Linked DNA regions of Mus musculus: regions 1 and 3 are each linked to region 2. A link is a loop called in an ENCODE intact Hi-C map of the cell type or tissue named here. Cell type or tissue: left cerebral cortex. All regions are shown on one strand. Each heading gives the region's core, and the rest is flanking DNA. Links, peaks and the distances in the headings are about the cores only. Region 1 overlaps Gm35109 (a long non-coding RNA gene). Region 2 has its middle 35 kb from the start of Irf4. Region 3 overlaps Dusp22 (dual specificity phosphatase 22).

Evidence for each region. Hi-C counts contacts between places; a loop is a spot of excess contacts. Peaks named below come from ENCODE experiments on the same cell type or tissue, not always from the same donor. Only the 100,000 strongest peaks of a DNase experiment are listed, where the experiment ranks them.
Region 1: it touches region 2 in a loop (11-fold over the local background); 3 of 42 quality-filtered maps call a loop at or near these places.
Region 3: a loop joins it to region 2, with 9 times the contacts of the local background. A loop is called at or near these places in 2 of 42 quality-filtered maps.

The regions. Positions count from the first base shown.
Region 1 is chr13:30,603,712-30,612,157 of GRCm38, forward strand. Gm35109 (a long non-coding RNA gene) reads right to left here. Exons shown (of 4, transcript XR_001780836.2): 4 at 7,253-8,125. Among named protein-coding and RNA genes, the nearest start is that of Gm35109, 6.9 kb to the right of the region's middle. In left cerebral cortex, for the core only: no CTCF peak of the experiment used is centred there; DNase peaks (open chromatin) are centred at 3,887 and 4,361; H3K27ac peaks cover 245 bases.
Region 2 is chr13:30,780,294-30,788,739 of GRCm38, forward strand. No RefSeq gene overlaps it. Among named protein-coding and RNA genes, the nearest start is that of Irf4, 35 kb to the left of the region's middle. In left cerebral cortex, for the core only: no CTCF peak of the experiment used is centred there; DNase peaks (open chromatin) are centred at 4,627, 5,198, 5,603 and 6,243; H3K27ac peaks cover 1,636 bases.
Region 3 is chr13:30,660,828-30,669,273 of GRCm38, forward strand. It overlaps Dusp22 (dual specificity phosphatase 22), which reads left to right. Exons shown (of 7, transcript NM_001037955.4): 2 at 7,978-8,011. Among named protein-coding and RNA genes, the nearest start is that of Dusp22, 5.0 kb to the left of the region's middle. In left cerebral cortex, for the core only: no CTCF peak of the experiment used is centred there; DNase peaks (open chromatin) are centred at 4,694, 5,364, 5,809 and 6,022; H3K27ac peaks cover 4,567 bases.

The DNA of each region.
Region 1 (8,446 bases), core at 1,375-6,374, 180 kb before region 2:
GAAAGCGGATAACGATGATGTCGACCCCAGACGGAAGCCACTGGGGTCTGATTCTCAGGAGTCTGAGCAGATAAAGGTTTTGGTTCCTTCCTCACTTGGCTGCTCTGCTCAGAAGGGACACCTTGGCCAGCCTGACTCCAGATTGCTTCCTAAATGGCGCAGGCTGTTTGGATGCACCCTCTCATGGTTCTGCAAGGCCTGCCATGTGAGAAGCACCGTTGGCTGATGGCTTTGTTATCGGTGACTCAGGCTGTCACAAATTGTTGAATCTGTGAAGTGTCAGCATCTCACCAGCGGAGCTATTTCCAGAAATCACTCAGATCCTTCATCGCCGAACGTCTTGCATGTGAACATCTTGACAGCCTTTGCGAAAATAGGCTCAGGGAAGGAGGGCTGAGTCATACTGGAAGCCTGATTCAGACCTTACTGTCCGGGTCAGCAGACCACTGCCTTCCTCATGCACCCAGAAGGTGGCAGAGTGGCCACTGTTACTCAGGACTTGCTACCGACTGCATTCCCACCCCATATCTCAGAGGCTGAAAACAAATTGGTTCTCTGAAAAGTGTCACACGGAAACCCCCTGGCACTGATTCTTAGCTCTGCTGACCACCTGGTGGAATCTGATAAGGCACTGAATGGCGCTGATTGAGCGGCACTGATTTCTGGGTTTTGAAAGTGTAGCATCCCGAATATCAAATACACACGTGGGTAATAAGAATATTGAACTCCCTCACTGTGAAACTCCTTGGAGTATGTGGTGTTCCTCACAACTCTTTGCTAACATATTTTTTCAACTATGTGCTAGATTATTTAAAATATCATGTGAATGCTTGTTTTGTGCCGAGTACTGTATCATGTTCATAGTCACTCTTAATGCCAACTTAAATATCAATGCCATTGGGCAGTATTACCATCTCTACTGTAGAGATTAGGAGGTAAAGAGGAGGTAGAAACAGGAAGACACAGACCAAAGCTGAGTACACTTTAATCCAGGAATCTCTGAAATAATATATTTTAGTCTTTAGTCAACTATACATGATAATGGTGTTTATTATGGAATTTTCATATGTGTTTATTCTTATCTTACTCATTCTGGTACTTTACCTGCAGTTTTACTTTTAAAAAGTTTCGGCTGTTGTGGCCTATGAACACTAAGTAGAAAATTCTAGAAGTAAGCAATTGACTTAAATAAGTTTTGCTAGAGTATGTTATTATTTTCCTGTTTCTCTGTTCTTATTATCACTCCCTTGTGTCTAATGGGTAAGTTAAGATTTTGTAACTATATATATAGGGTCCCGTGCCATCTGTAACTTCAGGCATCCACTAGGGATCTTAAGATGTACTTCCACAAATAAGGGAGGACCCTGTATACCCTAGCAGGCCCACTTGATCTTGGCTTCTTCCTTCCATGGCTGCATCACCTCTCCCCCCCCCTCCACCGCTCCCACTTAGGCAAAACCCAAAAAATAAAAAACCCAAAACATCAAACCTAGTCCCCACATCTCTGCTTCAGGTGCTGGCCATGAACGTCTGCACATGTTACTTTAACTCTGAGGACAGCTCCTGTTCTCTCAGGCCAGAGCAACAGCACCTAGTCTGGAGAGGGCACCCATTCTACCCTTCTGGGATCCAGAGCACATGCTGATGGAAAGGACCCAGACATTTGCATGTTTCCTGGTTCTTTTCTCGTCCTCTAAGACCTACTGTCATGATGCTGAGTGCCCTGGCCATGCAGTGCCCACCCAAGGAAACACAGCTTCCATAGGAAAGTAGTAACTTGGGGAAAACTCAGGAGGCAGAGAAAGCAAAGTGGCGAGGGAAAAGCTTACCAGGTATTCAGCGTCTGTGGTTCATTACAAAGCCCCATAGCTGGGACATAACTTCCTCTGTGGGCATTTCAGGATGAGACAACTCAGTTTTGTGGTACTCAGAGCCTGGTACTGCTGACATGCAGAGCTAGAGTCTCAGAAAAGCTCTGGAAGGGATGGATGCCTGACTTACTGTGGCATGACTCTCAGAGAGGAAAGCGTCTCCAAGAAAATCATCATCAAGAGACCCCCCCTCCCCAACACACATACACACATGAGGGTTTTTTGGCGCTTTTTTGTTCTTATTGTTCATTAGGTAATAGTTGCTATTTACTCTAAAACCATAGATTTGCACCATGGGAGGAATGTTTGCTCCTGGGCTGTGATAGTGTGCATTGTGATGAGGCTTCTTGGGGTAACAGGGAGCTACCTCCAAGGGCGACACACAGGATGGTATTGATGTTGCAATCCTTTTCCTCAGATTTCTTCACTTTGATCCTTTATGTCCCTTGTAACCAAATATTGAGTGTTTTGTCTGTCTGTCTGTCTGTCTGTCTGTCTGTCTGTCTGTTGGTCTGTTTGAAGCAGCAGTCATTCTACAGACTTGTGCTGCAGGAATGCCCATCTCAGTCAAGGGGTTTGAGATTCTACAACCCAAGACCCTTGAAGTTTTTCCTCTAGCCCTGAAGCATTCTATGTGCTCAAGATGTGTGTGTCAACCGCCACTACACCATCTGTCTATCTTTCTATGTATTGTCTATCTATCCCTCCCTCCCTCCCTTCCTTCCTTCCTTCCTTCCCTCCCTCCCTCCCTCCCTCCCTCCCTCCCTTCCTTCCTTCCTTCCTTCCTTCCTTCCTTCTTCCTTTCTGGCTAGAAGTAACATTTAAAAACATGGCTCAAAATACAGGGGCATTCTATTTACTTAATAGGTCTCAAGAAAGCCAGACATCATATTTCACAGTGACAGTGAGAACTGACTCTTTCTGTCGTGGTTTAATGTGGAAGTCAGTGGCTCTGATCTGGCCTTTCTCCTTTGGTATCCATCTCCCTTTTTAGGGAGGAGAGTATTTCTGAGTCACTTCAAGATAACTTCCTTTTGTATCATCGGTCAGCACAAGATGACACATTCTCTTCTAGACCAGCCCCTGGGAGAAGAATGGCTTTTATGTTTTGTTTCAGCCAACGATACCCGAACATAATCAGGTTCCTCGGGGAATAAAGATGGTGGGTGGGAAATGCAGCCAAGAGTCTGAGCAGTGAAGAAGGGATGGGAAAGGAAAGGAGGCAATTGGAATGGCAGGAAGAAGTAAGGAAAGCAAGAAAGACACAAACCAAACAGCAACAGCAGACTACAGCGTGTAAATATTTTAAAATGCAATATGCTTTACAACAAACCTCGTGTAAGGTCATGCTCATTTATTACCTATTCTAGCTTAATAGTTGTCAAACTTTTTGAGGTAAAATTTTATTTAAAAAAAAAGCTTTTTTTTTTCATTCTTTTGATTAGATTTTTTTTTTTTTGCTTTTTTTGTTTTTGTTTTTTGTTTGTTTGTTTGGCTTGTCTACTAATCCTTTTTGGTCTCTGTTGGAAAATGGTCTTCACCCTTCTGGACTGAGGAGACATACTTTCTTTAGCTATTTGTATAAGCCAGAATAGAATTAAAATAAACTGCCCCTGGAAACTTTGATTTTTTTTCAAAGGAGTGGTTTCTCTTTCCCTCAATGTGTGAAGACCTTGGTGAACCCCAGAGTTGGGCCATTTTAGCATCCTTACTCTGGAAAACCCTCTTTTGGAAGGAGAAAAAAATGGAAGGTACACAATTCTGCCAGAGACACAAGTGGTCCAAGTTTCAGGACCATACCCCTCCCATAATATCTAAATGTGGACAGAGGCTCTGGCAGGGGTGTAGGAGGGCTCTGTGGCTCCAAACCGGTTTCAATGGTTTTAACAATGAAACTCACCTGTGTGTGTGTGGCTGGTGTTGTCCCTCAGGTTTAAAAGCTCTCAAAAGTCAAATTGAAACCCCTCAGCATGTGTGGTACGTGGGGCTGACCCTTCAGCACTTTGTGCTTCAGGCCATGTGAAGTGAAACCTGGGAACTTCTCACAGCCTGGTAGGACCCACCTTTGAGGGTGACAGCTCTGGGAGGCAGCAGCTGAGAAGCTAGTCCTGGTGCTTTGTGTTGAATCCAGATGAAAGACACCCTGAACCCCAAATTAAACTCCATTCCCATTGGATACCATCTCCTTAACCTATGTCTAATACTGAGAAGTAATGTAAGCCCTTCAAATGTACACACATTCACACACACACACACACACACACACACGCACACTCACACAGGTAAAGCCTTACATTTTTACTTACTGATCGGACTTACAGAACTTTCGTGTACCTTCACATTCTATTTAATAGCTTCAAAAAGTTTGTCTAGTTTCTCTCCTATTTATGGATGTTGGGTCCTCCGATTCTCTTATTTGGCAGTGGAAATAACACTGCAGTTGGCTAGAAAGTTATTTCAGTCAGTAAAGTGCTTCCCTTGCAAGCGTGTGAATTCGAGCTTGGTCTCCAGAACCCACGCAAATTCTGGGACTAGCAGCACACACTCATAATCCAGTGCTGGGGAGGTAGAGGCAAATGGAGCCTTCTGGGTTCACTGATGGGACATTCATACTTGCTGAGTTCCAATGAGGGATAATCTCATAAACATAAAGAAGATTGATGGCAGCTGAGGAACCACAGCTAAGCTTATCTCCTGACCTCTGCAAGCACTCACACACACAGGAAAAAAGAAAAGAAAAGAAGAAAATAGGAAAGCATCCATCATAGGATGAATTTTTTTTCTTTCTGCCCTCAGCACTAAGCAGGTTTGTCTCTCTGCCAGTTGCACAGTGGCTATGGGCAAATCTGAGTTTACCCAGGTGTTGGTCGACAGTGCTGTCACTAGTCATAATGCTTTGGTATTTGACTGGCACTTCTTTGAATTATCTAACTGACCTTCAACTCCAGCACACCTAGTTTTGAGGTTCCCTGTCCTTTCTCAGAACCTGCGATCTACTTTACTAGTGGGCAAAACCTTTCAGAGGTGACACTCTCTGAAGCCAAGGACTCCCGAGGATCACAGCCCCGTGAAGCATCTGGCAGCTGCAGACAGACATTGGTTTGCAGTGCCCTTTCCGAAGGTGACAAAGCCCAAAGCCGTCAGCACCCATCTTCCCTATGGTTATACCAGAATTCAGGGACAAGATGACTTAAGGACGTTGAAAGGCCAATAAGTACATAAACGTTCATTGTTATCGACTGTCAGTTTTCATAGTTTGGACTCTGAGGCACCTAGACTTTAGTTTGCAGTTTACCTGTTTCAATGGCAGTGATGCTGCTGTTTTGGTTTAGTTGAGGTAAAACTTCCTTTCATTATAATATTTGGAGGGATTCTTGTGAAGACTTGAGAAATTTTCTTCAAAAAAAAAAAATTGGTGGTACACGCCTTTAGTCCCAGCATTCGGGAGGCAGATTTCTGAGTTCGAGGCCAGCCTGGTCTACAGAGTGAGTTCCAGGACAGCCAGGGCTACACAGAGAAACCCTGTCTCGAAAACCAAAAAAAAAATTGTGTTGGCACTGAGGGGGGAAAATCTAGCTACTGCATAGCCAAAACCAAAAATCTATATTTCTTTAGTTGTGATATGAGGGACTATAAAATCTTATGTGGATCTTAAATCTCACTACACACACACACATTTCTAAAGAAATGGAAATTATTCAGAATTCTTTCAGTTGAAAGTAACAACTTAAGTAATCAGGCATTTGTATTCATTGTCCAGGGATGCCTCAAACATATGTGTGTGTGTGTGTGTGTGTGTGTGTGTGTGTGTGTGTGTGTGTGTGTGTATGACAGACACCAAATAGACATGTGAGGTCCTTTTTCTTGGCTTGTAGTGGCTATCTTCATACTGTGTCCTGACACTGTTCTTCACTTTCTAATTTCTTCTTAGAACACTAGCCAGACTGGATTATGGTTCACCCTAATATGCCCAGTTTAACTCACATACCTTTTAAAGACTCCATCTCTAAATATAATTCCATATGAGGTCCTGGCATCCAAGCTTCAACATATGAATTTTACCTGGACACAATTCAGCCACAAGTCTTTTTAATATGCACCATAGAGGCAAGCTGTTGTTATCTCAGGTATTGTAGTCAAGGGAAGAAATAAGAAAAGGTGATACTATTTCTTTTAGTAAAATATCAAGCATTATCATGGGAGATACTTGATAGATTTCATTTGCTACGTCAATGACCAATGACCAGATATGTAGCCACACAGCCACCCAGGAGGCAGAGAGGCTATGAAAAGGCTCAATGCTCATGTCTAGAACAGAGACAGGAGCAGGAGACTGATAGGTGGGTAAGCCAATAGTGTCTGCCACACAGATTCTCCATGATGCCCTGCCTCGCTTCCCTATTTGGTTTTGGTTTGCAATTTGTGGCTTCTTGGTGCCCTTTGAGTGTGACTGACGTCATGCTAAAGGTTACCATGGTGAGAACACTTACTAGATGCCAAATGCCAATCACTCCTTAATCCTATCAGACTTTTTGTGATTTTGAACTTATTTTTCCATAATTTTCCAGTCCTTACATAATCAGCATGTACCAACTCTACATTTCAAAACAGCAGTGAGTGTGGGGGAGAAATCAAATTGTGATGTAGAAAAGCAATTCTTTTTTTTCCTTTTTTTAATTAGGTATTTTCTTCATTTACATTTCCAATACTATCCCAAAAGTCCCCCATGCCCTCCCTCCCACTCTCCTCACCCCCTACTCCCACTTCTTGGCCCTGGTGTTCCCCTGTACTTAGGCATATAAAGTTTGCAAGACCAATGGGCCTCTCTTTCCACTGATGACCAACTAGGCCATCTTCTGATACATATGCAGCAAAGTTTGGAGCTGAGACGAAAGGATGGACCATCTAGAGACTGCCATACCCGGGGATCCATCCCATAATCAGCTTCCAAACGCTGACACCATTGCATACACTAGCAAGATTTTGCTGAAAGGACCCAGATATAGCTGTCTCTTGTGAGACTATGCTGAGGCCTAGCAAACACAGAAGTGGATGCTCACAGTCAGCTATTGGATGGATCACAGGGCCCCCAATGGAGGAGCTAGAGAAAGTACCCAAGGAGCTAAAGGGGTTTGCAACCCTATAGATGGCACAACAATATGAACTAACCAGTACCCCTCGGAGCTGGTGTCTCTAGAAAAGCAATTCTTGTTGAGTGAACAGAAAGATCTCTGAGGCTGTTTTTTATGAGAGCAACATGGGAATATGAGGAACACATTGTCCAGAGTCATGCTACTACAAGGGGTCCCGGGGAGATCATTTGTCAATGTAGAGCCTGACTTAGTCAGGATTTTTATTCCTGCACAAACATCACAACCAAGTAACAAGGAAAGACTTTATTCAGCTTATAGTTCTACATTGCTGTTCATCACCAAAAGAAGCCAGGACTGGAACTCAAGCAGGTCAGGAAGCAGGAGCTGATACAGAGGCCATGGAGGGATGTTACTTACTGGCTTGCTTCTCCTGGCTTGCTCAGCGTGCTTTCTTATAGAACACAAGACTACCAGCTCAGAGATGGAATCAACCACAGGGGGCCCTCTCCCCTTCATCACTAATTCAGAAAATGCCTCACAGATGGATCTCTTGGAGGCATTGCCTCACCTGAAGCTCCTTTGTCTGTGATAACTCCAGCTTGTGTCAAGTTGACACAAAACCAGCCACTCCAAAGCCATAGAGCTGATCAGGTATGCTCAGTGAACTGGTGGTCTTGCCCAGAAACTGCTCAAGTGTATCTATTACTGGAAAAGAATTCCTTATTCTTCATCTTCTTTCATAAATGGGAAGGTGTTGTTTTAAATGTCAAGAAGCCTTCTGTCTCCTAAATAGTAAATACATTGGCTTCCCTTGAGAAAAGACCCATTTTTCTGTTAAGGTAGAGTGCAGAAACTTTCTGGAGAGACTCTGGGTCCTATCATAAGCTTCATGTGCCTTGTGACTAGCCTGTTCTATATAGATCAGGGGCCCACAGCATCAGGAAAGGCTGCCATTCATTGCCTATCTATGAATCTAAAGAGGGCGGATCATGAGCTCCATTTTGAGTGGAGTACATTATTAGAAGCTGAATCTTGTCCTGTAAAATGACACATTGGCATTCTAACCTCTAGTACGTGACCTTGTTTGGAAACAGTGTCACCACCGTTGTAATTTGTGAAGTTCAGATGAGGTCATGCTGGAATAGGATGATGGCTGATGTCCTAGGGAACAAAGGACACAGATGCTCAGAGAAAAGGCCACATGATCCAGGGAAGAAGCTAGAGTGACATCTATATGGAAGGGACACCATACTTTGCCAGCCACCGGCAGAAAGTGAGAAAGAGCTGGGACTTTTTCAACAGCTTATTCTCGAGGTTCTGACCTCCAAGATTCTGAGGCTGGAGAATAACTGTGGCTTTGGCTTTCAGGCCCCGAGTCTGGGGTGATTTATTAGGAGGGCTGTAGGGAAGAGATGCAGGTCCTCATAAAGCAGGAAGCATGCACAAAACCTTCAGCAAGGACCTATATTGAGGTCATCGTAT
Region 2 (8,446 bases), core at 2,286-7,285:
AAGGGCATCAAGAGGATGCAAAACAAAACAAAACAAAACAACAACAACAACAAAAACCAAAACTGCACAGGGCTTGGTGGAGGCAGTGGCCAGCACTTACATAGCAGAAAAGTCACATTAGGAGGCTCACCCATCTTTCTTTCCTTCCTTCCTTCCTTCCTTCCTTCCTTCCTTCCTTCCTTCCTTCCTTCCTTCCTTCCTTCCTTCCCTCCTTCCTTCCTTCCTTCCTTCCTCCCTCCCTCCCTCCCTCCCTCCCTCCCTCCCTCCCTCCCTTCCTTTCTTCCTCGGTCCCTTCCTCCTTTCCTTTTTCCTTCCCTTCCCTTCCCTTCCCTTCCCTTCCCTTCCCTTCCCTTCCCTTCCCTTCCCTTCCCTTCCCTTCCCTTCCCTTCCCTTCCCTTCCCTTCCCTTTTCCCATTCCTTTCCTTTCCCTCTGACCCTCTCTCCCTCCCTCCTTCCCCCCTTCCTTCCTCTTTTCCTGTTTTCTTTCAGCCTACATCAAAAGTAAGCTTTTTCTAGTAGCATCAGAGCTAGGGGTGGGGAGAAAAAACCTTTTCCCTTCCAAGGGCAGCCATAGTATTCATTTTTCTAATAAAGTCCCTAGAAATTGCCAATCCTAAACTTACAAGGGAAAAACAAAAAAAATTGAGGAGAGATCACTGTGACAACTTGGGAACATCGACATTTAAAGGTCAAGAAAGGTAAGGACAGGCCGAACACAGACAGCCATCACCAAAAGTTCCATCAGTGTCACTCTCTCACCCCCCCCCCCACCACCACCACCCACCCATCAAACACAGTTTGCTGGTCTCTTCTGAGATACAGAAGCTGAGAACATATCCAATGTGAAGTCTTTCCTTGTTGGGGGCTGGGAATCCTGGTGGGAGCTGGATTACAAATGTGTTCTCCCCTTATCCTTCCCTCCTGACTCTACAACACCCCTTTATTTATTTTTTTTACAGAATCCTGATTCTCCTCAGGGCAACATCCTCTACTTGGTGTGTTGGTATGTAGGGAGAAGTTTCCACCTCTACAAAAGGGCATTAGGCTAGTGATACCTATCAGGTGGTGTACTGAGGGGCAGCAGGAAGGATGGGGGTTGGAGACCAACATCCCCCCAGCCTGTGTTATCTGCCTATGGTACTAATTCCTTTAGATTTCTCTTTCATTGGTTTCTCTCTTGTGAGACCATTGGAACTGTTTTCTCCCAGTTGAAACAGTCTGTCCGAGAGGGAGGCTCATTAAGACTTAAGAAGTAAACAATTTATAAGGTTCAGGAAGGGAAGAACTCACAAGTCTCAGGAAATTCTTGAACTTAAAAGTGGTTCAGGGCCCCCTCCCTAAGGCTACATAAGCAGTAGGAATTGTTGGAGAGAGGGCTCCCTACTTCAAGTTGTGCAGACAGTTGCAGGGGTGCAGTTTTTGTGAGTTGTCCCCCATGCTGGGGTGGCTTTTCAGAGGTGTGGCTGCCTTTGAATCACCCCTGACTCTGTAATAGCAAACTAGCCATACATGGGACTTTTTTTTTTTTTTTTTTTTTGGTTTGACACCCTCTATGGGAGTCCCCAGGAAAAGTTAGACAGTGTGGACAAATCCCCAAATCCCAGCACCTAAAGGCCTCCCACAGCCCCTGCAGCATGCTTACCATGGGCCAGGCTAAGTCCTTCAGTCACAGTTTTGCTTCACCCTTCATGACAACACCGGCTTCTGAGTGGCTTTGTGAGTGCCCAGCCCCAGAACCACACTTGAGTCCTGGGCAGCTGACCTCCTCCCTACCTGCACCTTGTGTGCTGGGATAGGCTATAATACCCCAGGGACCACCCACTGACTGGGGTTACATTTCACTGGTGAGTCACTGAGATAAGCCTAAAATAACCAAGAGCATAGTGAGAAAGAGCCCCGGCTTGGACTGGCCACAACTGCCTCTCAAAGAAAGGGGCAGAATCTCCAGACATGGCCAGTGTATTTAGGGAGAAGTCAGCTGGTCCTAGACATATGATTTGAGTAGACCTCAGATTGTGCCCAGGGAATAAACATTGTATCATCACAGTGAGAGTTGCATTGTTAGAAACAGTCACTTCGTTGTAGCGAGGATACACAGGGATCGTTTGTGTTTATTCTGCCCCTTCCTCACGAAGTGTGGTAACTGTGCATACCTTAGGCTGGGGAGTCCTGTGGCTGGGCCGGGCGGGGAAGACATACATGAAAAGGCTGTGGTCCTGGGGTCAGATAGAGGCAAGAGTGGCCAAGTGAAAAGGCTGAGCTCTGACTCATTTCAATGACTGCATTTTCATTCTCTGCTGATCAACTGTCAGCTTGTAAGGGGAAAACGCCCGGGTCACACACAGTTCTTCAGTTATTAGAAACGCTCTGTGGTTCCCCAGATCCTTGGCCATTGATACTGGCATGAACTGAAACACTAGAGGCTGTTTCCCTGCTAGCAGCCTCATTTGGTTTTGATTAGGTGAGCGAGTGAGGAGGGGAAAGACAGGAATCTCTATCAGCCCGAGGCACTGATGGGTGGAGGCTACAGAAGCTGCATCTCTGGCCCAGGGCTAGAATGCGGATATTCAGGAGATCAATACTCTCCGTTCTGCTACCTCTTCTCATGTGCTGGAACCTGCATCCTCTGTCGGGACCTGGAGTTGCGCTTCAACAGTCTCCTAGAGGGACGGCTTAGGCTGGGTCCCACTCATAGATGGGGAGACCCTCCAAGTAGAACCAGTGACTTCTGGCCACTGTCTCAGCTTGGCCCTGGCCTCAGCTCTGATTGGAAAATACCAGCTACGCTACAGATGTCTCCTGTGGTGATGCAGAAGACTGTCCATCCCTGGTTTCACCATCACACCTAAACCTCTTGCCACCGGCTGTCATGCCCCGCATGGTATTTGGCTGGTCTCCCCAGCAAGTGTTGTACAGGTTAAGAGAATGCATTGTGTCCTCTCTAGAAAGAGGTGAAGAGCATCAGGCTCTGGGCTGCATGTAGAGAATACAAGACGGAGGAAATGTGTGCTCCAACTTTTAAAATACATGTGTATTAAAATGTGTCCATCATCCTGGCCATTTTTAATTACTCAGTTTAGTGGCATTAAACCCAGCCAAGTGGCTGTGACTTTGTCACCACCATCCACCATCAGGACCTTTTCCTCTTTCCAAACTAAAGCTCTGCACTGGTTAAACCCAAACCCTCATCTCCCCCCCCCCCCCGACCCAGACCCCTGGCGAGTTCCATTCTTCCTTGCATTTCCACAAATTTAACTCCTCTAGCAGTTTCATATCAATGTTTCCCCTTTTTGACTGTCCTATAGCTTGGGTCACAAGGACCTCAAGTTTCATCCATGCTGTTATGTAGCATGGGCAAGAATTTCCTTCCTTTCATGGCCCAGTAGCATCCTACTGCTTGCTACATTTTGCTTATCAGTCTGGCCGCTGACCGATGTGTGTGTGTGTATGGCTTTCGTCTTTGGTTATTGTAAGTAATGCTGCTATGTACCTTTGGGAGGGGACCAGGGTGGCCATCACAGACTCCCGCCTGCAGCTTGTTTGGGTATGCCCTCAGCTGTAGTACATAGTAAGCCCACCTTTAATCCAGAGGAGTGGTTTTACTGTTCTCCAAGGCAGCTGCTCTGCTTGATAATCTCATCGTGACTGTGGATGCTGGTTTAAAAGTTACAGACAGGTGCAGCGGGGAGACTTTAACCAACCTGGGTTTCGAGGAGGTCCACATCCTCAGAAGGACAGGACAGGAGCACTTACCTTTAGTTTTTCTATCTTCTTCAGATCTCTACCTTATTAGCTAAAATTAAAGGTGGCATCTCGTTAGGGTAACGGCGCAAAACGTGAACCTGGCCACAGCAGCGCTCAGGGGCCTGTAATCACAGCCCTGCAGCCAGAGTGACTAGGCTTCCCTGCGCCAAGGGAGCAAAATGGTACTGTGAGAGTGTGTGGACCTGGCAGAAGCTGCGTGGCCCAGTGTTCCTTTAGGGCATGTTAGTGTTCTCTCTCTCTCTCTCTCTCTCTCTCTCTCTCTCTCTCTCTCTCTCTCTCTCTCTCTCTGCCTTTCTCTGCTTCTACTACCCTCTTAACTTCCCTTCTCATGCCCTGAATAAACTCTGTTTTATAAATAAAAAAAAAAAAGAAAGTCAGCTGAGAGACGTTAATAGATTTATTGAAGCTGGTTGGTGTGAAGGTCCTATTTCAACCATCCCTCTTGACAGATGAAGGAGAGAGAGGTCACCTGGATTGTTTGGGGAGCCCGAGTTCATCTCTGGCACCCTGACTGTGTGGTCTTCATGCCCTCATTTGTCCTTCTTTGGAAGGAGGGTGTGCGTGTAGTGGACTTGAGGACATGGATAGTACATGCTTACACATGTATGAAGCAGCACAGAGGTTATGCATGTTTCTCCATGAAGGAGTTAACAAAGGCCCACTGATGTCCTTTAGAAACACTCCTGTTTGCATGCCCACTCCCTGGGTTGGTGGGTCCGGGGTGTGTGGCAAAGAGCTCAATGCCTTGGCCTCCCCTTCCTTATGACTGTCATAATGATGTTGTGAGGGAAAGGCCAGCATCCAACAGCTTACTGGGGCTACAAACTGCAGACTGAGCTGAGTCCTGTCTCCTGGATTTGATTCTATTTTTGTGAAAACAGTTGTGACATCATTAGCCATTTTTGAAGTGTACAGCAGCAGCGGTCCCAGGATGCCACACACGCCTCACACAGCTTACATTTTACAGACTTTAAGCTTACTGCAGAAAGCACTTTTAAATCACTGGTCACGTTCCCTGTCCCCACCCCCCTCCACCACCACTAATCTAGCGGGGAGAGTCACCCATCACTCGTCCATTCTTTCTACTCATGGCCAGAGTTCGTGACTCCTACCCCTCTGTCCCTTGGAACACAGGCTAGACATCATGCCAAGCAGGAAACCCATTTTAAAGTACAGAGCCTACTTCTTATGTAACAGAGATGCACAAAGCAATTAAAGTATCCTAATATCTATCATTTTTCTTTATTTCAGGTTTATCTGAATCTAGCAGGAAGGAAAATGACTTCCTGTTTCCTGAAGTAAAGCGCCAAGCACGTTCACCAATCCACTGGCACTGACAATAAGATTTTTTTGTTCTTTGCATATGCAGCAAGCCCATGCAACGGCCCCAATGTAAGACTGGATATCTGACAATATTAGAAAACACAAGGAAACCAAAATGTCCCAGAAGAATCCTGATGATAGGCTGACAGGGTGTAGCTAGGTCACTCCTGCCAGACTGGGCCTTGGAAACTGTGGAGCCTGAGGAGAGGGTGTTGTAGAAGCTGTTCTCAGAAGTCAGCTTGCTGAAAACTATTGTGCAAGACCATCTCACTGCAGCCACATGGAGACACAGCAGTGGCCAGGGCTGTGTGATAAACACCCCTCTGTTACCTGTGACCTGTGGCCTCTGACCTGTGGCTGAGGTAGCCATGAAGCATCTGGCATCTGTCCAGCACTTTCCAGTCAGTCAGACACCTTTCCCTCACATCATCTCATATGCAGCTGAGTTTCCATCCTTTATCTGTGGTTCACAGAAGGGATGCTACACTACAAACCACAGACAGGCTCGGTAATGCGGGCACACTTGGGACCAAACTTCCCTGCGTGGGGGCTCTGTCCTGTCTGCTGAGATTTCTGCTTCTTGTCTCATCTTCCTAATAAACAAAACAGTCTTTGCCCCAAACTCCAGGCCAGCCAGAAGGTGTCCATCTTCATCCCACCCCACCCCACCTCACTCTATCCCGCCCCATCCTAGCCCTTCCCATCTACCATCACATTGGATTCCAGCATCCCATCCCAGCCTACTACTGCCTACAGAAGCCAGGAGGCTGCAGGCCACTCAAGAGGCTATTATCTATAGCTTCATTCCCCTTTCTGGATAGTCTCAGCTGTTTACAGACATCATGGAAAGACTTCATATTTCTGAAGTGTAGCTCCCTCAGTCACCTACTACGGCAGGCAGCATGTGAGAGGAAGTGACTTGTGTCGTCTCATGTGGGTGCACAGTGTGCCAGTGTTTCCTTCCCCTTGCCAAGGGCACACACATGAGTAATATACTGGAGGAGCCTGCCTGCTACCAGCTCACACCTCAGTCCCTGCCTCTCCCCTTCTTCCCTCAGCCCACTCAGCTGGCCCAGCCTGCTCATCCCACACCTCAAGCTCCCCCTCCAACGCTGCTATGCGCCTGCTCAGTACTCTAACAGTGAGAGATTTGGAAGGCAGAGGTGTCTGCAAAGCTGTCAGGAAGGTTACAGCATCTCCCTTCAGACTGCAGGTGGCCACCATGTGCAGTTTTTTTGTCTAGGAACTCTATCAACATCGTGGTATGGCACCAGAAGGCTCTCCCATAAGGGTAGGGTAGTCATCTGTCCTGGTTTGCCTGGCAACAACTAAGAAATGTGGCCTCTTCCATGTTCCACAGGGAAGTTCTGGACCACTGTCTCTGGATGGACTGACTGATGAGTCACAGTCTGTGTGGGAGCAGTCAGGATGCAGGTTCAGAACAGAGGAGATGTGCCAGAGTACCTGGCCCCACTCCTGGGAGGGGCCCAGGCCTGGGACATGAGCTAGGCTGTCAAGAACAGCTGATTTTCCCTTTACTGATTCACTGTGACAGGTTGTTATAGCTTTCTCCTGGACACACACACACACACACACACACACACACACACACACACACACTCCATCTGCCATCATGCCTCCTAGTCCCTTGGTTAGCCTGCCTCCTCCTCTGCATATGCTTCTAAAGACCCAGGGTTGTCAGCACCCAGGCTCAGTGACACATGGAGGCCACCCATATGCAGGGACAGTCCTGGGCTCCAGGGGAGGGATTCCTGAGTTTGGATGTGGACCTTGTCAAGCCTCCCAGAAAACACAGTGGCCCTGATTGTTGTCACTCCCCCACCACACACACTCACAATAGGATCAACCGTGGATGACCTCTCCCCTCCGATGAATCCAGCACTGGTCAATGAACCATTTATGCACAGTCCTATTTTTAGACCTCTAGGAACAATTCAGAGCCAGAGATCACATGCCTTACAAAACAGATCTCCCTCAATTCTCTTGAAGCGTTCTGCCACATAGTCACCTCCATAGCTTCTAAGCCTCTATGTCAACCATATTTGTTTCCTGATCAGATACTTAAGTGATTGTGAAGGAAATCCCGAGGTGGTGGTAGTGGTGGTGGTCATTGTGGATTGTATGTAGTTCACAAGTTACAACTGCACGGTAATTATAACTAAGGCCTAAGGTCCAGGAGGATGGACCTGTTTCTCATGGGCACCCTGCCCCCTTAGTGCTGGGACATCAGAGAGTGCAGTGGAGGAAGCAACACATGGAAAGCTAGAAGCTCTTCTCCCTCTCTGCCTCCTGCTCAGTAGCACCACATGTCCTGGGGGTGGGGCTCCTCAGCATCACATGTCCTGGGGGTGGGGCTCCTCAGTATCACATGTCCTGGGGGTGGGGCTCCTCAGCACCACATGCCCTGGGGCGGGGCTCTTCAGTACAACCCCTCTTGGGAAGGGCTCCTGAACATCCCACCAAAGAACAAAAGCTTCTTTGGACGCTTCCAATGCCTGTGCATATTCATGTGTTGGCTGCAATCTCAGTATAAATGCAATTTTGCTGTTCACTTGTAAAATAAAAGGTCTTCCAAGACTGTGTGACAGTGAACCCGTGTTACTAAGCACCGCACTTTGTTTCTTAATTGTCTGTTGCTGACATTTAGGTTGGCTGCATCAGTCAGCTCAAAGCATTAGTCAGCTTTCAGTACTGCAATAAAATACCCGGGGCAGTTGATTTAGCTCAGTCTTGGAGGTGTGGGCTGTGGCTTGCATCAGCTCATGTCTGGAGAAGAACTCCTTCTACAGTCACATCAGATTGGAGGAACTTGAGCATGTGTGTGCATGTGTGTGGGAAGTTTACATCTCCCACGGGAAGTTAGGGAGGAGCTGAGATCCCACAGTCCCTTCTGGGGCATATCTTCCTGATGGAAGAACCTCACACTGGGTCCTACTTCCTAAAAGTTCTACCATTTACAAATGGCTCCACCCTGGAAACCAGGCAGTTAATCACAAGGACCCTCAAGGGACATCCAACTCACACCAGTTTTTGTTAACCTGACATAAACTAGAATAATTTGGGAAGAGGGAACCTTCACTGAAACGGTGCCTCCATTAGGCAGTCCTGGAGGCAAGTCTGTGGGGACAGTTTCTTGATTCATGATTGATGTGGGAGGGCCAGGGCCCTCCCCACTGTGGGTGGTGCCACCTCTGGCCTGGTGGTCATGGGTTCTCTAAAAAGGAAGCTGAGCAAGACACGGAGGGCAGCCAGGAAGCGGGCTTTCTTTGGACTTCAGCTCCTGCCTCCAGGTTCCTGCTTGAGTTCCTGCTCTGACTTCCTCCAGTGATAGAGGATG
Region 3 (8,446 bases), core at 2,068-7,067, 120 kb before region 2:
CTTCACCCTTTCACATTTGTCTCTGCTTTGTGGCGAGGGGCTCTGCAGTGGTTTAGTTACTTCCATGGGAATGATTATTGAGGCAGAGATCCAAGACCGAGGAGGGAACGAACATGTCTTTGATGGAAGCCTGCATGCTCCTTGCACAGTCTCCATGTTTTTGTGCGTTGTGACTTTTGTGTGTTGGTGACTAGGATTTTATTATTTTATTATTATTATTATATTATTATTATTATTATTATTATTTTCGCCAGTGATCAAATTTGAAACAAACTCCCTCTCATGAATATATGCTTGTATTATGTTCCCATTAGCACAGGGATCAGTCATCGCTCTGAGCTTTCTGCTTTTAAAATTAGACCGGTTGAAGATGTCCGCCTGGGGCTGACAGACTCTGCTTGCTTTCCCTTGACATTTCTAGTTGGCGCCACTGTTTACTGTCCCTTTCTGCATTTGGTTTCTAGTATTTTATATTCTAATTGAAAGAATGGGTTTAGGTATACAAGTGATTGATTGCCTAAGGGATATTCTTTTCATACTTCTCAGCGAAGGTGGCAGTATTCATATCCACATTGTGCTATTTACTTCTTATAGTAGATTCCTTGACTATTTTATTATCATAACCAGCTTGTACAGACACAGTTTCTAGTGTAGAGATGGAAAACTATACGGACAGAGAAATGTAGATGTTCAGTGGTTCAATACTTACAGTCTGTACTGAATATATGTTAGGTGTAGTGCTTTTGGGAACAGAGGGAGGAAAGCCAGCAGAAAGGACCAAGAAGTCTGTTACAGACCTCCTCAATGTAGGACACTGCTTGTTCAGTACAAATATAATGTGAACCAGATACATCATTTACATTTTCCTAGTGAAATTTCTTTGAAGAGTTAGAACAGATGATCACCATGTAAAGAATATTATTAAACTGAGAATATTTAAAGTATTTTAACACGCAACCAATAAATAAATTATTTATGCAATACCTTTTTTTTTTTTCCCTGTGGAGTCTTAAATTCTCATTAGGTACTTGCTACATTTTAAATGCTCAAAAACCAACCATTGGCTAACAGGCGCTGCCTACCCCAGATTACTATGTCCCCATACCCGTGTATGGGATGGATGGGGCTAGGGGAGTTTATCAGGCTCTAAAGATAACTTCTAGTGTGTAAGCAAAGTAGATGTCATCCCAAAGGAGGGTAATCTTCAGCCCAGGCAAAAGCTCCCTGGTAGAGTAAACATCTTAATCTGAGATCAGAAGGTATCACCGGAATTACAAGACAAGGAAGCAGCGAGGTAAATTACTGGATGCTGGTAACCAAGAGCCTTACCCAGAGGTCTCTAATGTGTTATTGTCTGACCTGGAGCAGGGTTTCTGTTTTTCCCTAGTTGGGAAAAGAAAAGGAAAAAAAAATGTAGTTTTTTGTTGTTGTTTTGTTTTGTTTTTTGTTTTTTGTGGTTTTTTTTTTGTTTTGTTTTGTTTTTTCGAGACAGGGTTTCTCTGTATAGCCCTGGCTGTCCTGGAACTCACTTTGTAGACCAGGCTGGCCTTGAACTCAGAAATCCACCTGCCTCTGCCTCTCGAGTGCTGGGATTAAAGGTGTGTGCCACCACACCCGGCAAAAAACAATGTACTTACCGAATCAAGAGAAGATGCTAGTGATGGAGATGTGATTCTAAGATTACAGGCAAATTGTGTGATGCCTTGGAATTTAAGAGTGTCATTTGGGGACAGGAAATAAGGACCTCAGGCTCTGATATCTTCTCCTCCAGACATTGCCAGTATTGTTTAGCTCATGAGCATTCTCCTGACTAGTCGGGTGGTCTCTTCCTACCCTGTGCCTTTCCTGGCAGACAAGGATATTGTCCTGGCATTTAGTGGGAGGCCTACTCTCCCTTCAGCTGGGATTTTCCACGAGAAGCCCTCTGTTGCTAAGAGGGCAGGGATATCAAAAAGTCCAGTTTTCGCTTCCTGGATTCATAGATGCTTAAAACTAAAAGACCTTCAGTGGTTAGCATAATCCAGTCTCCGTTTTCTCTCTCAGATGTGTAAAACAATGCCTCTCCCAGTCACTACTCAAATTCTTAGGAAAAGCAAAGGAGAATTTTAGGTGAATTTTTACAAACTGTAAGTAGTACATGGGCTCTGTGATCAGAGTTCTTGGTTTTGTCCACTGCTGAGCATAGTGGTGGCTCGGATGTGGCTGACATGTATTTAGAATGACTTTCTGTGTAAGACGAAAAAGGAGTGAGGAAAGGATTGTCATCCAAAGGGGTGCACGCTCCTGGCATAGGGAAGGGTCCTCAGCAACTGCTAACCCGGCGTCTGGGACAACATTTGTTTGCTGTGGAGGCCTTTGCTTATCCCAGGGAGTTAGATAGGCCTCTAGCCAGTGGGTGCCATTTGTGTTCTCCTATACTGGGGCAACCCCAAATCTCTGGACCTTGCGGTGTCCCTCTCCCCCCCCTCCAGGGGAGTGGGGGACACTTGTTCCCAGTTGCCTACCTCTCTGGTCTTGTGTTCTTTGTCTCAGAATCCCCTGAGACTTATTAGAGCTGGAACTGAGTAATTAATTATCAAGGAGTGGGTTTAATCCTGTGGGAAGCACTGTTTAAGTATGGGGAGGAGCTGGAAGTCTCACATTTTTGTCCTGCTAAGCACTGTTTCCATTGTCACCAGCTAACTTGGCTGTGTTATTCATCCATCCAACCATCCACCATTCAAGTTGTACTGCTCCACACTTGCTGCTGCCTAGGCTCAGTGCTAGTTCCCATAGTGGGGAAAAAAATAGGGAAACATGAAGCCTCTCTCCTAGGCATTCTTTCTAGTCATGGAGGACCCACTTTAGAAAGTGAACATATTCAGGGCTGGTGGACGGACATTGCACCACAATGATAATATCTTTTCTATACCGTCTAAATCTTGTCTCATTTTTTTTAATCTTTTAAAAATTGAACATAGGTCATCATTTATAGTAGGCAAGTGCTCTACCACTGACCTACATCTCCAACCCTTTTTGATTTATTTTGATTCAAGACCTTGCTATTATGGCCCAGGCTGGTCTTGAACTTATGATCTTCCTGCTGTAGACTCCCAGGTAGCTCGGATTACCTACTCTTTTCTCCTTTAGCATTACAATCTTATTTCACATATCATTGAACAGATGCTTAAGGCAATAATGTAAGAATACAAAAGGTCACTTAGATATGTCTTTTTATGAATGCATACTGGGTAAAATTTTGGCCAAAGGATATTAAAAAGTCTGTGATATTTCACCTCTCAGGGAATCCATCATGGTTTTCCCAAATGTCCTTGGGTTTAAAACCCAGAAAGTCCTTTTTGACCTAGGATGAATCCAGATGCCACACTCAAAATACTGCTTTATGTCAGCTGCTTCATCAGGAGTTTCTCACATCTTTTTGGGTGGCATACTAAGAAAAAGTTAAAAATAAATGCAAACAATTCCCTGTCTCAGAAAGCAAAATTCTTTCGGACATAAGCAAAGGATTTGCGTTTTTTGTGCTTTTGTGAGGCTGGTGTTAGAGTTTAGTAATATGTCAGTGTGAAGGGTATTGATCAAAAGGAGCTATGAACCACTGGGTGCTTTCATGTGATCCCAAAGTGCTTCTGCCTTTCAGGGTTCTGCTTGTTGCGGTGTATATTGTCTGCTGACAGGCAGGCACCTTTCTGACCAGGGCCTTCCAGAGAGCCAGTTCCTCTGTGGTTTGCATTGCTATCTCACTGACCCTCTGTCAGCATGCCACATGGTGGAAAGGGCTATCCCCTGCCTTGGTTTGAACGTGGCTCATGCCCACACAAGGCTATGTTGAATCTTACTCCTGAGTATATCAGAGCAGAGAGGTGATGGGTCCCATAGGAGGCATTTGAGACAGGAGGCAGGGCTCTCATCAGTGGACTGATGTTTTCCTCTCAGGAATGGGTTAACTGTTGTGTTCAGCCTCTCTCTTCCACATGTACCCACTTGCCCTCGCACTACAAGCCCATACCAGAAGCTGAACAAGGTGCTGAGGCCATGTTCTAGGGCTTTCAGAATAGCAAGCCCAACTAAACCTTCCCTCTAGAGGCCGCTCAGTCTTTGGTGTTCTGCGCTAGCAACAGAAAACGAGCAGATACCTGCCTGGTTCTTCATGATCAGCCAGAAAGTAAGGAAACAAGTTCTGGGTACTGATAACTATGCTAAAGAAAATAAGACAAGACAAAGGGACAGAGTATGATATGGAGTTTGTGACCAGAAGAGACATCTATAAGGAACCTCGGGCAAATGGCAGGGAAGGTGGCCCAGGAGAGGCAGAATGATAGCTCTGAATGACAAAGATGATCAGGACCAACTCTCTGCTTATTCTTCTAGAGAAGTAAAACATCCCCAAGTCACGAGATAAAGTTTTTACCCCTGACCCACCCTGCTGTAGACCAGGTACTGATGCTGGTCTGACTCTGTTCGCACTGGTCTCCTGTGTTGTCCCGGTGAGCACTGCTCTGCGGGCTGCTCTACAAACCGTCCTTCTTCTGGAAAGTCATTCCAGTTGGTTTGCTTCCCTCTCTCTTTCTCTGTGCCCAAAGGTTACCAACAGTAACAACATGAGCCAACTGGTGAGTCAGACTTACTGTCGTCTTCAAATCACAGAGCTGACTGGTTGAGAAGTCTTCCCAAGTACTATTTAATCTGTTAGAAACCAGCCTTCCCTGATTTCGTTTTGTAACTCTATATGGAAGAGAGCCAGAGTCTAACTACAGAAATGGGTGGGAGCAATTCGCTTACTAGTTCAGCCCATGTCTTGTCTAGAAAACAAAGTTAGAAGATGACCGACACAGCCCTTTCCTTTCCTGGCAGAATGCGTGTAGAGTCCTCACCGTCCATGATTGTCAGTCAACACTTCTTCATCCAGACTCTTTCCTGAGGCTCTCTTTATGGCCTGCTTAGTTTCACATAGCTTAATGTAAATCTTGTGCCCTGCCAAAAAGACCTATCAGGATTGGGCTACCCCGGTCTTAATCCTCAGCCTCATACTGACAGGTACCTTCTCCAGTCTCATCCACATCCCAGAAGGTGACCGGGTAGACCTGTACATTCAGCTATCAGGACATAGGCTGAGTCCACTAATGTAGCCATAGCTTACCATTTGCTAGATCCATGGTATTTCTGTTGCATTTGTTGTGTAAGCACTGTTCACCTGTGTCTCATTTCTGTACTATGTAGTTAGGCTTGCAATGGCTGCTTCTATCCTCAGGACTTACAATATTCCTTGTTGGCATTATTCCCTAAGCAAGACAGTGTACAACTGTTGTCACAGCACATACAATATACCCGCTACTATCGTCATCTGGAGATGACTGGACATATATGCTTGTTAATACAGTGCTGTTTTCATAAGGGACTATGTATCACTTGATGGACAAATGTCCTAGAACCAGTCCTGGAAGGACCCTGATGCAGTGGCACATAGAGAGGTCATAGACTGCGTTCATTGGCTACAATCAGACCACAGATGGACCTTCTTAATATATCTTACAGTTAAGGAATTTTTAAAAATAAGGTAAAAATGGCGATTTCCCATAAAATCTGGATCCAGCACTTGGGAGCCCTGCCTGTGTCCATGGAGCCAAGTTAGAGGAATACTATTACCATCTCCTTAGGTGCAGGGAGACCGGGGGACACACTAAGGGTAGGACTGAGATTGAGAGTGAGTCGTGGAAGTTGTCAGTGCCTGGGCGCAGAACCTACGATGAGTCTATGCTGAAAGCTATGTGTGACGACTGGAGCGTAGGCGGATCCAGCAGTGGCAGGGAGTAGGCTCGGGGCGGAAGCCTGTCTTTTCACACAGTCTGCCCCCTTTTTGGCTATTAAAAGTCCATACTAAGGACCTCGTCCGTAAGCTGTGAGATCCAAATACAGCTAGCTACTTTAGTAGAACTGGGCAAATGGCCGGGAAGGCTGGGGGACAAAGCTCAAGGGTTAACTTAGCTGGAGCAGACTCCACAAGGAGCCAGTTGAGAGCATTCTGTTGGGAATCCAAGATTCAGCACAGCTGAAGTGTTTGTGTGCTGCCAGCTCACTGCCTGTGCTGCCAAGGGATACACCAAGTGGCTTCTGAATTATTGTCCATACTCAGATCATATGCTCAAACTAGAGCTGTAAAGTCCCGTGGGAGATGGTTATCTGGCCCCTTGCGGCCTCTGTAGTAAGAGTTGAGCTCCTTCGACCCCCAGAGGAAGGTGAGAATGTAAGCCTGCCCTCGCAGATGTCTACCCATCCCATTGACAGAGGTGCTGTGGTAGAGAAACCTTATATTTCCCACATGACGTTACATTTCCTTTTTTGCAATGACATTTCCAAGGTGTATTAACACTTTTCACCTATCCTAAATTTCTTGGTAGCATTTCATAATGGTTAACCTAGAAAATGTGGAGTATCCTCAGTGCAGGACCAACTCTCCTAACTCACCTCCACTTCCTGCCCTTTCCCCTCATTCCTACATAGGATCCGTGTGTTCTCTTCTTGGCTAGGCCTTGGTCTTAGTTTTCAGGGTAGAGTATAACCAAAGAATGAGCTAAGCCAGTTCAGGGACTCCCCAGTCTCAGCATCCACCAGTGAGCCTCCTCTCAGGGATTTTTTTCCTAGTCACTCCCTCTTCTTGTCCCTCTTTTATGGGGACTTGAGCTTAATCTTTCCCTTGTCTTCAATAGAGTCTTCCTTGCCATTAACATACTGTTTTTAGTAATGGGTAGGTGTGCACATCTTCGTGTGGCTGTGTGTACAGGTGCCTAAGGAGGCTGGACCTGCTGGCTGTCTGGGAGCTGTAGTTACAGATAGTATGAGCAGCATGGTGTGGGTGCTCAAGATTGAACTCTGGTCCTCTGGAATGGCAGCAAGTGCCCTTAACCACTGAGCCATCTCTCCAGCCCCTTCCTTGCCATTTCAGCAAGTGTCAGCATAACTCCCTTCTCAGCATTGATTGTGAACGTCTCCATTTCCATATGGTTGAATTGTGATGAACTTATGATCATTTGTTTGTCCAGTATTGCCAGATTATGTAAATTGGCCAGAAGAGCCATGTTCTGAATGTCCCCTTTAGTATTTTGATGTCACATCCTAGTAAAGGCAGGAGACCCTGGGGAATGGCAGATGAAGGGAGAAGAGCTCCAGGTAGCCAGAAGCTGCTGGGGAGCCCAGCTTGGTCCATCTGCAAGATGAGCACACACTGTTGTTTTAAAACAGGAGGGCTTTGGTACCTGTTCCACTCTGCTTCATAAAAATAGAGCCCTTGAGAGGGTAGCACTGAGGAGGCGGGAGGCAGGGGACAGGAGGCCTGTTGTGACTACAGCGTCTGGGTATGTGCAGAACCAGCAGACAAAGTGTAACTGGAAATTGTAGCAGGGAGGTCACTGGACATGGTTTTAGTTTACAGAGCATTTTTGTAATTGGATTTTGTTATCTTTGCAAAAGACTGACAAAGATTTGCCTTGGTACTTTGAAAATCATGGGGTGTTTGTGAAGTATTTCATCTTAGCTCTGCTGAAGTCTTCTCCCGTAGGGGCTTGGGGAATTCTCTAGTGAAGCAGAGAAGCGGGTCTGCCACAGTGTCACTAAATGGGGTCACAGAGCACCGTGGTACTGTTAGTGGCCCTTGGCAGGGGACACTGTGTACAGAGATCTTGAGCATTACAGAGCATGTTTGCCAAGGCCGTGAGGGAAGTGCAGTGTGAGAAGGATGGTGCTCTCTCCCAATGCCCAGAGCAGCTTACCATCCTGCTCCTAAGTGCAGGGGGTTGAAAGATTACAGTGTAACCTTTTGAGAAAATTTCTTAGTAGCTGAGGTCAGTCAGGTACCAGAATTGGGTAGGTACGTGAGGGGTCCTGGGCTTGACTGGGACAGCTTGCGAGAGCCTCACTCACCTTTGGGCAGCAGCACTGTCCACTTGGCATCCTGTGACAGTCATGCCTATGTCTCTCTTCCAGATCCTGCCGGGCCTGTACATTGGCAACTTCAAAGGTGAGTTATTACTTTCTGCTTCTTTAATGATGATAAATACATTGTGTATCACAAAGTGTACCATTCTGGCTATCCATGTACTCGTCAAAAGCCCTAAGTATCTTCTTCACATGGCTGTGTAACCATCATTACCCTCATCCAGAACTTTCCTCTCATCCCAGATTGAAAATCTGAGCCCCTGGCCTTCCAGAGCTCAGTGGGTTGGGCCCGTGTGACTTGGGGTTTGAGTGTCTCTCACTACCCTGGCAATACCTTTTTGAAGGACCCCAGAAAGATTTGATTTCAAACTTATGGTACTTTATGCTGTGTGCACAGCTCGTTGTCACGGTGACTGTGGTTGTGGGTTTCCATTTTGAATGTCCAGTGATTTGAAGTCAGTACACACCAAAGGTTTACTGTCATCACCCAACCAAACTGATGAAGGATCCTGCATGC